Linked DNA regions of Homo sapiens: region 2 is linked to region 1. A link is an interaction called in ENCODE POLR2A ChIA-PET data of the cell type or tissue named here. Cell type or tissue: A673. All regions are shown on one strand.

Region 1 (2,500 bases):
CGGACAGCACCTCTGGGCTCCGGCCCTGTGGGAGCCCCGGGTCCTTCCTTCAACATCTGCCCCCATCCACACTCCTGCCCCGACCTCCCTTCCTTTATCCTGGCCCCCCACTCAGTCTCCAGCCTCTGGTTCCATCCGGCCTTCCCGCAGTGCCTGCAGTGCCTCTGGGAGGCCTGGAAGTTGCCCAGGTTCCGCCAGCCACCCAGCCGGCAGCTCAGCAGGAGGGGGCGATGGGGCCCAGAAGCTGTGCGAGCGCGGGACGGGACTCGCGGGAGGCGGTTCAGGCCCCAGGCTACCCTGAGCCAGCCCGGAAGGCCTCGCAGCACAGAGCGGCCGGACCGCTCGGCGAGGCCAGGGCCAGGCTTCAGCGACAGTGCCGAGCTCCTCCACCGCCCTCGAACCCACACTGGAGAGGAGCCCTACCAGTGTTTCCGGTGTGGAAGGCCTCCAGCCGGAGGTCCAACCTGGCCCGACACTGAAGAACCAGCGTGCTGCAGCCCTGGGTGGAATTGTTGCAGCCGCCGGTGGACTGTGGATCTGAGATGCAGTCCCCTCCCTCCACACAGACCCGCTCAGGACGGCTTTTCTGTATGGCAGATCTTTCTCAGAAGTGCTGGGGGCTATTTTGTTTGTTTTTTTTCCCCTGAATTCTCGCTCCTTTCCCTTATACATTAAGGGATTTAGGCAGGTGCGGCTGCGGGCGGTGACTCACACCTGTAATCCCAGCGCTTTAAGAGACCGAGGTGGGAGGATCGCGTGAGCCCGAAGAATTTGAGACTAGCCTGGGCAGCCTAGCGAGACCGCATCTCTGTGAAATAAAAATAAAACGAGCTGGTGTGGTGGCGCTGGCCTGTAGTCCCAGCTACTCAGGAGGGTGAGGCGGAAGGATCGCTTGAGTTGGAGAGTTCAAGGCTGCAGTGAACTATGATCAGGCCACTGCACCCCAGCGTGAGAGACAGAGTGAGACCCTGTCTCTCTAAAATAACTAAAATAACAAAAGGATTTAGGTAGGTAGTAGGCAAAGGTATATTATCGAAGTAACAATAATATACAAGGTATATTATCGAAGTAACAATAATATACAAGGTATATTCTTGGTGTGGACAGGAATAATATTGTGTTATCTTAATATTAGTGATTATTTCTCTCTCCTTTTTTTTTTTTCTTGAGACGGAATCGTGCTCTTTTGCCTAGGCTGCAGTGCAGTGGCATGATCTCTGCTCACTGCAACCTCCATCTCCCGGGTTCAAGCGATTCTTCTACCTCAGCCTCCTGAGTAGCTGGGATTACAGGCGCCCACCACCACGCCCAGCTAATTTTTGTATTTTTAGTAGAGAGGGGGTTTGACCATGCTGGCCAGGCTGGTCTCGAACTCCTGACCTCAGGTGATCCGCCCACCTCAGCCTCCCAAAGTGGTGGGATTATAGGCATGAGCCACCGCACCCAGCCTCTCTTGTGCTTTTTAGATAAGTATTTTTAAAAGTGTTTGTTAGTTGTCGGCTGGGCGTGGTGGCTCACGCCTGTAATCCCAGCACTTTGGGAGGCAGAGGAGGGCGGATCACGAGGTCAGGAGATCGAGACCAGCCTGGCTAACACGGTGAAACCCCGTCTCTACTAAAAAAAATACAAAAAAATTAGCCGGGCATGGTGGCGGGCTCCTGTAGTCCCAGCCAAGCTGGAGGCTGAGGCGGGAGAATGGCGAATGGCGTGAACCCGGGAGGCGGAGCTTGCAGTGAGCCGAGATCGCGCCACTGCACTCCAGCCTGGGCGACAGCGAGACTCCGAATCAAAAAAAAAAAAAAAAAAAAAGTGTTTGTTGGTTTGTTGGTTGTCTTAATGATGTGCTATTAGAGTGAGGAAGAAAAGTTACCCTATGAGAATTTAAACTGCATGAAAGTCTGTGGTAGCATTACTGGTTCAGTTCCAAGCTTGCTACCTCAGTCCTTGATGCCTCTTTCTCCCAATCCAAGTAGTATCAGGCACTGCCGTCTACTTGTTGTACCTCAGAAGAGTTTTTCGACAGCACCCCGTGCCCTCTGTGGCCTGTGCTCTCTCACAGGTGCAAGTCCTGTCATCATGAGCCTGGACTGTTGCAGAAGACTCCTAGCCAATCTCCCCTGCTTCCCGCCTCTGCATTCTGGTTCAGCATCCATAGAACCTACCAGTTATTATAGATTCCTCCCTCAGACTCCAGACTCCAACACTAAATCTGATGTCAGTCTCCTGCCTGAAAGGATCTCCTGCCTGCCACTCCCACCCCTCCACCCCCTCCGCTGACCCCAGCAGGGCCTACAGAACAGGGTTCAAATGCTTTAGCGTGGCATGCATGCTTCTCCATTGGGCTTCGCCTGACCTCTGTGCCTTTGCTGGCCAGGGCCTCCTGCACCTCTGTGTCTTTGCACTTGATTTATTTCTTTCCACTGCCCAAAATGACCTTTCCCCTTTTCTGTCTCCCAGACTTGCCCTACTCATTCATATGAGCCCCACTTCCACTTAGAGA
Region 2 (2,500 bases), 53 kb before region 1:
GGCGGAGGCCGTCGGATCGAACCCGGACCCTGGGCTCCCCTGCAGGTGCGCAAGCCCCCGCCCCGGGCTGATCCGTTGGGGAGGAGGGGAGCCCAGGCCGCACCGTCCCACCAGCAGCAGCTCGCGGTCGCCGGCGCGTGGCCGCAGGCGCGTGTAGATGTCCATGGTGAAGAGCGTGCTGCTGCTGTTGAAGATGGAGGCCAGCGAGGACATGAGCGCGGCCAGCATGACCGCCAGCATGAGTCCGCGCAGACCTGCGGGCCGACGGCAGCCGTGAGGCTGGGGCCACTGGGGGTCCAGGGCGGCTGCAGCTGCGCGAGGGACGACCCCTCCCAGCAGCGGGCTCCGCAGCGAGCTTGCGCCTGTGGCCCGGGGCTGCCCTTACCGTTGGGCATGAGCTTCACGACGAGCCGCGGGTAGGCGATGTTGGAGCAGCCCACCTCCGTGCCGCACACGCGCCTGCACACCTCAGGCACCACGCACGCCACCTCGTCTGCCAGAGAGAGGCCACCGCGCCGTTAGGACGGGGCCTGGTCTGGGAATCCCAGGAGGTGGGGACTGGGAATCCTAGCAGAGGAGGCGTGCGACCCCCGGAGGGAGGCGGGACTCCGGGCCCAAACTGCCGAGTCTTAGGAGGGTGACGGAACTGGGCGACGGGCGCCCGGTTGCTGGCACAGGAAAGGGGCGGGGCAGGGATGTTACCTGGGTACAGAATGCGGCTGATCATGCCTGGCATGACCATGAGAAACATGGGCGTCAGCTTCAGGTACCCACACAGGATGCAGCCCGCCTTGATGTGGGTCAGGCTCTTCCCGGCCAGGCAGCGCTGCACGATGACCTACGGGAGGGGCGTTCAGCTGCCCGCTTGCGGGCCTCCCCTCGGCCCCGCCCCGCGCCCCGTTCCGCTCTGTGCCCCGCCTCTGGCTCGTGAGTGCCCCAAGTTCAGCTGCACGCTTGGAGTAGATGGAGCCTTCTGTCTGGTTTAGCACCAACCCGAGGGGTTCCCGCCCCTCAGACTGCGCCTTAGACCGTTGTGGGGAAGGCGGGGAGGGACTCAGGCTCCGCCCGTCTCGGCTCCGCCCCGGCCTCACTGCAGGCGCAGCCCTATACCCGCACCTGGTCGCTGCACCAGTACCAGCCCGAGACGATTGTGAGTCCGAGGAGCAGCGCGGGCCACGGCAGATCCCCGGTCACGGGGTGCCGGAGCAGGTGGTAGGAGTCGGGCCGGGGTCGATAGCAGAAGCTGGAGATGTTTCCCACGGCTGGATCCTCGGACACCGTCAGCGAAGTCGCTGCTCCCAGGTATTTGTCGAAGAGACCCGAATACCCGCCCACCTCGTGGAAGGCTGCCGGGCAAGGCCGTCAGGGGACCCTCCTTAGGACCCTCAGACCGGAGACGCGCAACGGCCCCGCGCGCAGGCCGAGAGCTCCGCGACCATGCCCTCCGCGCCCCTCCCTGGTAGGCGAGCCCCTACCGTAACCCATGAGGATGCAGGCGCCCCCCAGAATGACGAAGGTCTGTACCGTGTCCGTGTACATCAGCGCGGCCAGCCCTCCTGCAACAGGCCGGGGTCAGGGGACAGCCCAGCTGTTTATGTTACAGGCTGGCCTTAGCAATAAGGCGTCTTTGTGGGAATTTGAAAGAGTTCCCCTTCCTGGAGAATAAATTTCAAAACGATAGCCTGTTCTCGGGGCTCATGCACGCAGGCACCAACAAGCAGGGCTTGGCGGGCAGAGTGTGGCTGAGTTTTAGGGCCAGGCGCCTACTTGCAGGACCCCCACTAGCAGCCCCCTCTAGGCCCCAGTTTTGTTTGTTTTTGTTTTTGTTTTTGAGATGGAGTCTTGCCCTGTCGCCCAGGCTGGAGTGCAATGGTGGATCTCAGCTCACTGCAACTTCCGCCTGCCCGGTTCAAGCAATTCTCCTGCCTCAGCCTCCCGAGTAGCTGGGATTACAGGGGCGGGCCACCACGTCCAGCTAATTTTTTGTATCTTTAGTAGAGACGGGGTTTCACCATGTTGGCCAGGCTGGTCTCAAACTCCTGACCGCGTGATCCGCCCGCCTTGGCCTCCCAAAGTGCTGGGATTACAGGCGTGAGCCGCTCCCAGCCGGCCCCAGTTTTTTCTGCGTCATCGTAGGAGAGGATGATTGTCTAAGGTCCTATACTCAGTTCCGTTCCTTCTGGAGGTGGGTCCCTCAAGCGGGCCTTGGCACCAAGCCCTGCCTACTCTGGTCCGCATCTGACCTCAGGCCCCACCCCAGGTCCCTATGAACCATACTGGGTTTTGCCAGAGATCTTGGAGACTCGTCAGGTGTGCTCTCCCAGGTGTTCAAGGCAGGCAAGAGCTGCTAAATCTTCCTTTTCTCAAAGTCCTCACTCAAGCCCAGCATGGCTTTCTCTCTGAACTTCCAGTCAAAATCCAAGAGACAGTGGAAAGAGAGGAAGCCTTTGCTCTCCAAAGATTTAGTTCCTTCTCCTGCTTGGACCACACCACCCTTCCA

Evidence for each region. Peaks named below come from ENCODE experiments on the same cell type or tissue, not always from the same donor. Only the 100,000 strongest peaks of a DNase experiment are listed, where the experiment ranks them.
Region 2: POLR2A ChIA-PET joins it to region 1 with 10 read pairs; 2 of 35 experiments call an interaction of 5 or more read pairs at or near these places.

Annotation. Positions count from the first base shown.
Region 1 is chr16:31,433,782-31,436,281 of GRCh38, reverse strand. ZNF843 (zinc finger protein 843) reads left to right here. Exons shown (of 2, transcript NM_001136509.3): 2 at 1-848. The coding sequence ends at 479. Among named protein-coding and RNA genes, the nearest start is that of COX6A2, 6.7 kb to the right of the region's middle. RefSeq lists an enhancer at 301-801. In A673, no CTCF peak of the experiment used is centred here; no DNase peak of the experiment used is centred here.
Region 2 is chr16:31,486,376-31,488,875 of GRCh38, reverse strand. It overlaps SLC5A2 (solute carrier family 5 member 2), which reads right to left. Exons shown (of 14, transcript NM_003041.4): 6 at 1,476-1,556; 7 at 1,117-1,346; 8 at 703-838; 9 at 386-493; 10 at 104-254. Among named protein-coding and RNA genes, the nearest start is that of SLC5A2, 4.5 kb to the right of the region's middle. RefSeq lists a silencer at 986-1,145. In A673, no CTCF peak of the experiment used is centred here; a DNase peak (open chromatin) is centred at 1,015; H3K4me3 peaks cover 1,021 bases.